Regions from separate parts of the Homo sapiens genome. Here region 2 is linked to region 1. Evidence: chromatin contacts called from ENCODE Hi-C or POLR2A ChIA-PET data. All regions are on one chromosome and are shown on one strand. The core of a region is the stretch at or near the end of the contact, and the rest is flanking DNA. Distances in the headings are between cores, read along the strand shown. Region 1 overlaps PALM2AKAP2 (PALM2 and AKAP2 fusion). Region 2 overlaps PALM2AKAP2 (PALM2 and AKAP2 fusion).

The links. A loop is a pair of places that touch in the nucleus more often than their neighbours do. ChIA-PET counts read pairs that join two places held with the same protein, here RNA polymerase II (POLR2A). Pooled maps may share reads with other maps.
Region 2: a pooled map shows a loop between it and region 1 (2.2-fold over the local background). The contact joins two enhancer-like sites. A Hi-C loop is called at or near these places in 3 of 168 maps with a recorded cell type or tissue (Right ventricle myocardium inferior, dorsolateral prefrontal cortex and left cardiac atrium) and 2 of 50 pooled maps. POLR2A ChIA-PET finds 5 or more read pairs at or near these places in 3 of 52 experiments (HEK293, OCI-LY7 and activated T-cell).

Annotation. Positions count from the first base shown.
Region 1 is chr9:109,840,417-109,845,212 of GRCh38, reverse strand. All of the region lies in intron 1 of PALM2AKAP2 (PALM2 and AKAP2 fusion), which reads right to left. Among named protein-coding and RNA genes, the nearest start is that of PALM2AKAP2, 63 kb to the right of the region's middle. Within about 2 kb of position 1,397, at least 2 of the 41 ENCODE cell types and tissues checked have a DNase peak (open chromatin) inside an H3K27ac peak, as active enhancers do; they include dorsolateral prefrontal cortex, where a contact is called at or near this core.
Region 2 is chr9:109,884,735-109,889,438 of GRCh38, reverse strand. The region is part of intron 3 of PALM2AKAP2 (PALM2 and AKAP2 fusion); the gene reads right to left. Among named protein-coding and RNA genes, the nearest start is that of PALM2AKAP2, 110 kb to the right of the region's middle. Within about 2 kb of position 2,663, at least 7 of the 41 ENCODE cell types and tissues checked have a DNase peak (open chromatin) inside an H3K27ac peak, as active enhancers do; they include dorsolateral prefrontal cortex, where a contact is called at or near this core.

The DNA of each region.
Region 1 (4,796 bases), core at 148-2,647:
AAAGTCTGGGCCTAGAAGCTCCTGGGCTTCCCTTTCAGGTCAGTGCCTCTTTTCAGGAGGATAGAGTACGGATAAAGCAGAGGACTCTTCAAATGCACTTAGTAAGCAGAGGCAGCTGTAGTGGCCTTACTGGAGAAGAGTGTTTAAGGTGTAAATTGGTTATTTTATTCTGGATGCTACACTGCATCTTCACGAATGACTTCCTGAAACCCCCCTACCAGAGCGTGTGTGCGTGCATGCGTGTGTGCACATGCACACACACACACACACACACACACACATCATTTTCTGGCATTTGTTATGGGGGAACAAGACTGCCACCTGTGACCCAGGGGTTCTACAGCACAGGTGAGGTATGACGAGAGCATGGCGGGCATGTCACATGTGAGTTGTGTAGGCTTCCTTCTCGCTGACATCCATGTAAGTCCCAGGGGCTTGAGTGGAGCAGCACACACAGAACAGCAGGGGGTGTGCAGCAAGGGGCACTTACATATGCACAAAGACTTACATATGCACAACTGTACACATGCACATGTGAGAGCACGTGTGTACTCACACATATACACTTGGCATTTCTGTTTCTTAAATACACCTTTTATTTTGGAATCATTGTACATTTACAAAAACAGTACAGACATAGTGCAGAAACTCTCCATCTATTCATTACCCAGCTTCCCATAATCCTAACATCTTACATAACCAGGATGCATTTGTCAAAACTAAGAAATTAACATTGATACAATACTGTTAAATAAAGACTCTGGGTTGCACTATTTTTTTTCCCCCACAAGTGTTCTTTCTTTGTTCCAGAATCGCATCCAGAGTCCTGCATTGCATTTGGGGTATTTCCATTTTGACGATTTGCAATGGTACATCCCCTCAGTTCCTTACATAGCTGTCAGACCAATGAGACTCTGAGATTTCTCACTTTCACTGTTAGTTTATGTTCCTCTAGTAAAATTACTTAACCTTTCTAAGTCTCCATTCGCTTATCTGTAAAGTGGTGCCAGTGGCAGAACTTACTCTACATGGTTGCTGTGAAAATTAAATAATTCCAGAAAGCACTTAGCTGAAGCCTGGGTATACTACTCGCTCAATAAATGTTAGTTAGCTACTGCAACCAGCTCTGATTTGCAAGAGGAGCAATCATATCTCACAAATAAATCATCAAAAGGCAGTTTGAGAAAGAGAACCCAAATCTGCAAAACCGTTGTTTTTGTCTAGGACCAACCAAAGAATCGGGTGTGGTTGCGGAGGTCAGGAACTGCAGATTTAAATCTTGGCGTCTCCTTCTTGGCTGTCTGGCGGTTGGATGTGAGCCGTGACAACTGTGTAGTGCTGACAGAAGAAGGCCACTGATAGGCAGCCAGCTGGCCTCGTCCGGGCTCCTACAAATGTCTGGAACTCGGTGTGAACAGCTGGGATGGGGCCAGGCCGAGGTAGTGCTGCCAGCTAGTTTGAGATGCACCTTGTTCCAGAAATCAAATCAGCCACTTTCCTTTAATAAGCAAGGTCCACACACACACTATCGACTTTATTTCCAGGGAGAAAGAGGATGGAAACAAGCATTTACTGAACATGTCTCATGGGCCAGCCCCTGCACATTTATTATGCAGAGTGGTCTTCAAATTTTTTTCACATACTCTAATCTGTAAAATATTTTGAGCACATACCATGTGTGTATATATATATATTCACACATGATAAATACAAGTAATACACATGTACTACTGAACTAAGTGTACATTATAGAATTATACATCAAAATAGGCATTTAAAACACATAATTTGTAATAACAATGAAATAATGTGTTAAATCAAATAAAAATCAATAGTGCTATTAATGAGAGGAGATGTAAATCTTTCTTTAATTCAAAAAGTCTTCTTCTTTTTTTTTTTTTTTTTTTTTTTGAGACAGGGGCTCACTCTGTGGCCCAGGTTAGAGTGCGGTAGTGCCATCATAGCTCACTGCAGCACCAAAGTCCTGGGCTCAGGTGATCCTCTTTAGCCTCCTGAGTAGCTGAGACTACAAGCATCCAGCTAATTGTTCGATTTTTTTTTTTTTTTTTTTTGAGACCGAGTTTCATTCCTGTTGCCCAGGCTGGAGTGCAATGGCGCGATCTCGGCTCACCGCAACCTCCACCTCCCGGGTTCAAGCGAGTCTCCTGCCTCAGCCTCCTGAGTAGCTGGGATTACAAGCATGCGCCACCACGCCCGGCAAATTTTGTATTTTTAGTAGAGATGGGGTTTCTCCACGTTGGTCGGTCTGGTCTCGAACTCCCGACCTCAGGTGATCCGCCCTCATTGGCCTCCCAAAGTGCTGGGATTACAGGCGTGAGCCACCGAACTGTTTGATTTTTAGTAGAGATGGAATCTCACTATATTGCCCAGGCTGGTTGCAAATTCCTGGCCTCAAGTGATCCTCCCACCTTGGCCTCCCAAAGAGCTGGGATTACAAGCATGAGCCACTGCACCTGACCTTGATAATTTTGAACTTCTTGGGCCGACTTCTTGTCAGATATCATTAGTCTGTTTTTTTTTTCACATCTTACTGGGGCTGATTCAACAACGACGACAACAAAAACTTCTTCCCAGTGAAGTGTTAACTCTGCCATTTTTTGGTTTATGTGGATATTGTTCATTATAGATTTTAATTAGCTTTTAATTCATGAAAACTTTTTAAGCCACTTCTTCAGTTTGTTGAAACAGGGTTTGTTGAGTTTAAGCTGGATAATGTATTCTGCGTACCCGCCTCACCAGAAGTGGCAAATTGCAATCAAACATCACAAAGGCTGCAAGGGAATGAATGAGGATAGAGCTCCCAACCCCTTCCCGTTTGCAAAGTCCCTTCTTTCTTTGAGGACATGCCCAGAACACGCAGCTGATTGTGGATGTCATGGTCCATCCATACATCAAATATTTGTAAAGCCTAATTTCTTGTTGAGTAAAAAATAAAAATGCTAAGACTTTCTACTCACACTATAAAGGATGGTCCTGTACACTCCCCAGGGGCATTCACCCGACTTTGGACTCTAACACTGCTCTGAATTGTCACAACAACCCTCTTAGGGAAGTGGATAAAGGCCTCCCCATCTTATATGTGAATGGGAAACTGAGGCCCAGAGAGTCTGTGCATGTCATCCACCAGGTAGGTTTTCAAGTGGGGTTTAGACCCTGGCCTCCTAACACCAGCTCCAGGCCTCTTTTTTTCCCACCTCCCCTCTATCCCTCCAACTTCCCCTCCATCCCCCTCACCCTCCCCTCTTTCCTTCCACCCTCCCCTCTACCCTTCCACCCTCCCCTCTATCCTTCCAACTTCTCCTCTATCTCTCTACCCTCCCCTCCATCCCCCCACCCTCCCCTCTTTCCCTCCACCCTAACCTCTATCTTTCCACCCTCCCCTTTCCCTCCACCCTCCCTTCCACCCCCCCACCCTCTCCTTTCTCTCCACCCTCTCCTCCATCCCCCACCCTCCCCTCTTTCCCTTCACCCTCCCCTCTACCCCTCCATCCTCTCCTCTTCCCTCCACCCTCCCTTCCATCCCCCCACCCTCCCCTCTCTCCCCCAACCCTCTCCTCTTTCCCTCCACCCCCCCACCCTACCCTCTTTCCCCCTACCCTCTCTTCTTTCCCTCCACCCTCCTCTCCATCCCCCCACCCTCCCCTCCATCTCTCCACCCTTTTTCTTTTTTTTTTTTATTATACTTTAAGTTCTAGGGTACATGTGCACAACGTGCAGGTTTGCTACATAGGTATACATGTGCCATGTTGGTGTGCTGCACCCATTAACTCATCATTTACATTAGGTATATCTCCTAATGCTATCCCTCCCCCCTACCCCCACCCCACAACAGGCCCCAGTGTATGATGTTCCCCTTCCTGTGTCCAAGTGTTCTCATTGTTCAATTCCCACCTATGAGTGAGAACATGCGGTGTTTGGTTTTTTGTCCCTGCGATAGTTTGCTGAGAATGATGGTTTCCAGCTTCATCCATGTCCCTAAAAAGGACATGAACTCATCCTTTTTTATGGCAGCATAGTATTCCATGGTGTATATCTGCCACATTTTCTTAATCCAGTCTATCATTGATGGACTTTGGGTTGGTTCCAAGTCTTTGCTATTGTGAATAGTGTCACAACAAACATACCTGTGCATGTGTCTTTGTAGCAGCATAATTTATAATCCTTTGGGTATATACCCAGTAATGGGATGGCTGGGTCAAATGGTATTTCTAGTTCTAGATCCCTGAGCTATCGCCACACTGTCTTCCACAATGGTTGAACTAGTTTACATCCCACCAACAGTGTAAAAGTGTTCCTATTTCTCCACATCCTCTCCAGCACCTGTTGTCTCCTGACTTTTTAATGATCGCCATTCTAACTGGTATGAGATGGTATCTCATTGTGGTTTTGATCTGCATTTCTCTGATGGCCAGTGATGATGAGCATTTTTTCATGTGTCTTTTGGCTGCATAAATGTCTTCTTTTGAGAAGTGTCTGTTCATATCCTTTGCCCACGTGTTGATTGGGTTGTTTGTTTTTTTCTTGTAAATTTATTTGAGTTCTTTGTAGATTCTGGATATTAGCCCTTTGTCAGATGAGCAGATTGCAAAAATGTTCTCCCATTCTGTAGGTTGCCTGTTCACTCTGATGGTAGTTTCTTTTGCTGTGCAGAAGCTCTTGAGTTTAATTAGATCCCATTTGTCAATTTTGGCTTCTGTTGCCATTGCTTTTGGTGTTTTAGACATGAAGTCCTTGCCCATGCCTATGTGCTGAATGGTACTGCCTAGGTTTTCTTC
Region 2 (4,704 bases), core at 1,414-3,913, 43 kb before region 1:
CTTGGGTTTTATTTTGCAAGTAAATGAGTTTCCTGTCACTTTCAGGCTTTGGGGAGAGACTGTTTTTTCACTCCCACTCATTACGTTCATTGCAAATTCAAGAATCAGATAGGAGTTGATCCGCATAACATGTCAGTTATGCATACTCTAAGATTCCATGGTTTTATGAACTGTCATAAAATTATTGCCTTTGCAAAAGCAGCACAATACTGAATGCAAAAACCAAAAAAGCAACTATTTCTTTTTAACTCTGAACAGACTTTCATGGCTCAGTGCATAAGAGAAGCCTTTTATTTTCAAGTAACTGAAACACTTTGTCATTTTGCACTGAGAATCACTAATGTTATCTTCATAAATCTTTTTAGGGTTCTGTATTCTGGAACTACTCGGTGGTGAGATTCTCATCTTAGTATCAATACACATAATGCCAGGCTTTTGAGCAGTAGTTCTCAACTTGGAGAGATTTTGTCCCCCAAGGCAACATTCAGCAATGTCTGGAGACATGTTTTATTATCATGACTGGGAAAGGGCAATGGTGCCCCTGGAAGCCACTAGGTAGAGGCCAGGGATGCTACTAAACATCTTGCAATACTCAAGACAGCCACTCACAACAAATAACTATCCAGCCCTAAATGTCAATAGCACAGCTGTTAAGAAACTCTGCTGTAGGGGGATGGAAGAAACAACAATAAGAACAGCACTATTCTTTTTTTTTTTTTTTTTTTTTGGAGGCAAAATTTTGCTCTTGATGCCCAGGCTGGAGTGCAATGGTGCGATCTCGGCTCACTGCAACCTCCGCCTCCTGGGTTCAAGTGATTTTCCTGCCTCAGCCTCCTGAGTAGCTGGGATTACAAGCGCCTGCAACCACGCCTGGCTAATTTTTTGTATTTTTAGTAGAGAAGAGGTTTCACCATGTTGGCCAGGCTGGTCTCGGACTCCTGACCTCAGGTGATCCATCTGTCTCAGCCTCCCAAAGTGCTGGGATTACAGGCATGAGCCACAGTGCCCAGCCAACAGCACTATTCTTACTGACAACCTGCTGTTCTTGGCACTTCACAAACACACCTGACCTCTACACATTACAACAGCACTGCAAGGTGGGTATAGTTTTCCCCAATGTACAGGCGAGGACACTTAAGTCCAGAGAGTTTACATGGCTTGTCCAAGATCAAACAACTTGTAAATACAGAACTAGGACTCCAGCCAAGTTTGGTCAAGCTCTGAGGTCCGGCTTTCTAGTGAGTTTGCTATGCTGGAGCCCTTTTCAGAAGCACACACTGTTTCCCGCAGAGGTTTAGACTGTACACAGGCTAGAAAGTGCAATCAGGAACAAAGGGCTTCCAAAAGAGACAGAAAGGAGCCAAGCCCAAAATGAAACCTGCACTTCATGAAAGAACCTGAAGGGGGCAGTCTCACCATCATGATGACCACCCACAATAGGCTGAAGACCGGCACCTCCAGAGTCATGGTGCGTCTGATGCACCGCCTTCTGAAGAAGCATGTGTGGAGGTTGAGGAGGGAGAATCACATTACCTGTCCCTCCTCCTACATCACGAGGTGCACGTTAGTGTAATTTCACTCAATATCAGAGGTCTCAAAAAAATTTAGCTTAAAATAACAACTTCTGTTGGGATTTTTGAGAACATGCTTTAGAATTAGGCAGAGTTGAGTTCAAATACTTGCTCTTTCACTTTTTTAAAATTATTTTTCATTCATCTTGTATGTCCTTCCATTGAATTTTTTTAGGGGGGGGCAGCAAGTTACTTCACCTCCTGTGCTTCTCTTCTCTCTTCATCATCATCATCATCATCACTACCTCATGGGAGTATTACAAGGCTTAAATTAGAAAATTAATGAATTAAATGGAGGCAGAAAAGCTAGGCCGCTACCCAGAAGGGAGTGACAAAACAGGAAATATTACACAATATAGAGACACTACTATATAGTTTACTGTATACATAGCATATATAGTTTTATTTTGGAAGGAAACAAAAGAATGGAAACAATAATTGGGCTGCAAATGTGGCTGAACGTGGGGTGGGGACCCCGGCTGGAAGTGCACAGATGTGGAATGCCACTGTGGAGTGTTCCCCTCCCTGCTCAAAAGAACAGTGAATCATGGAGTTAAAAATAGCAAATGTGAAGAACACAATGAATCTCAAGCAAGTGTCCTTTGTGATTTCAATGAATGTTTCAGTGGTTGCCTTTTCTAGAACAGTTGTAAGTAACTGTCATCTTCTTGGTTGCCAAACCCCACAACATAACATACAGATGCTTAATAAGATACATATGCTTATGCCTAATGTCTCTACGCCTTTGGCTTTGAGCCTCCTAACAATATGGAAAATTAAGTGAATTCTGGTATTTACCAGAGACCCACACAGGTACTCAGAGAATCACAGGTCCAATGTGGAAATGAAAAGTACACTTCTATCCTGATTTTTTAAAAGCTGCTTGGCTCTCTCTAGGTTAGCAGTTGAGACTTCAATATTTTATTCAATGAATATTTGATGTGACATATTTTAGAACAGACAGCTGTTCTGATGAATTAGTCATCTCTGTGATGAATCAGTTACTTATACCTAGCCTTTAGTTTTTTGAGAACTCAACCTCTTTCCTCCACTCTGACCCGTTTCCAAAACCACTTCCTTCTATAACAGTAACATTTCTCGGAACAGGTACACTGTTGAGAAAAGAGATCTCTAACCAACTCCTCAAATTAGAGAAACTCAGAATACCAGAGCTGGAAGATCCCGAGAGATGGCTCACTGAAGATATGAGGAAACTGAGACTGAAGAGAGCAAAAGACTTGCCCAAGGTCACACAGCAAATGATCAGCAGAGCTAGAATTAACATCCTGGCTTTGTGACAGCTCATCCCATTTTCATTTAATACTCCATGAAGTTTCTCATCTTCACTGGGGTTGGTCTGCCCCCAACTGATAAGGTTGGGAGATAAATTTTCCCCATATTTCTCACTAATCAAAGGAAGTTAAAAACCCTGTATTTCAAACACTTTAGTAAAACCCAGTGAAATGAAAGAGAATCTTAAGTGGGAAAGTGACAAGGTAAACAACAAGACTTGATGCTTGGGGCAGACATGAAGTAAACAGGGCTAGTGTGGCTCGAACTACCTACAATCTCCGAAAGTATCAACCCGAGGTCCACATGTGGCCTCCAGGGACCCACCACACACAATAATGGCACGGACAATGGCTGGCAATGGGCCCAAGCCAGAAACAATCTCTTGGGCTTTCTCAATACGTCACTCCAAAAAGAAGCAAAGCATACAGAAGATGTGGACATTCAAAAAATTCAAAAAAGGAAACGTCTACAGATTTTGCTTTCAACAATTCCAATCTTATTTAGCCTATTTTAATTCTGGTTTCCAGGGAGCCAAAAATATAATCCTGACATTACCCAGGGAAAAGCTGTGCAAAAGAATGACAATCTATTTCTCCACTGTGGCAGCCGGGTTTTCCTCTTCCTTTGCAGCTGCTTTGGTGTCACCCCTTCAAGACCACATTACTTTGAATTTTAGCAAGAAATCTTGGAAGAATGGTAGAATTTTCTGGCCTTTGGTAAAGCACACAGTTTTCCTGACCTGGATCATCTTTAGCCTGGTAAACCAAGGCTGTTTCTAATCCACTTCAAATGAAAGCTTAGCTCTACTGTGGGGCCTATGGAGGAGAGACTTCAGCTCTAAGCCAGAGCTACTCTCACCTACAGGAATCCCCAAAGCAGGTTTCACATATCCTTGGGTCAAAGTAGGAAGGCTCAGAAACAGTCTGAATCAAGGGTTGGGTTGTCCTTTATCCTTGTGTGTGAAGCCAGTTTTCTTATAAACATGATTTACTTCCCACTCTCCTTGGGGGGTTTCTAGGTATTAAAATGGGATTTCATTTATGGTCTATCCTTTTTTCCATTTACTGCAATCATTCTTGAACCTGACCATACAACAGAATTATCTGGAACACCCTTTTAAAAAACAGATTACAGGACTCCTTACTTGGATCACTAAATCCAAATTTCCTAGAATGAGGCCTGGTAATTCTTATTTTTAAAAACCTTCCCAAGTGATTCTAATGCCCAGGGTTTAATATTCTAGTTACATTTTTCCATCCTTCCTTCCTCCATTCCTTCCTTCTTCGTGGGCTGCCCTCAAAAGCTAAGCACCACATATAATAATTCTGGCAGAGGAACAACATTCGCCCTTCCAAACCACCACCAATTTATAAATAACATTTTGGAAAAAAACATGTCTGTAAACCTGGAACTTCTTGTACAGTTACTGGCACTGTAAAGAATCACAGAATAAGAATTAAAAGGTGATTATGTTCTTTCTTCTAGGAGGTATCTAGGGAAATAGACATCTAAGTAGAAATTTGCATGCTTTATTTGAAGTCTTTGCCATATTCAAAATGGCCTGCACATAAAGAATTAAGACATGGCCTAGATCCTACATACACTTGAAGTTCTGAGTTATGATACCATTATCCTTTTGTTATCTAAACTAAATGGCCCAATTTCCCTTAGTCTTTCTTTGTAGAAATGTTCCTTGTTCTTTGGTTACTATTCTCTATTCCTCCTTCAGTGTCTTCAAGCTATTCTTAGTTCAACAACAAGGACGAAAATACCTTCAGGGCACAACTGTACTAATATACTTTATAGTTTGCAACCAGTTTATGTATCTCTTTAGGAGAAT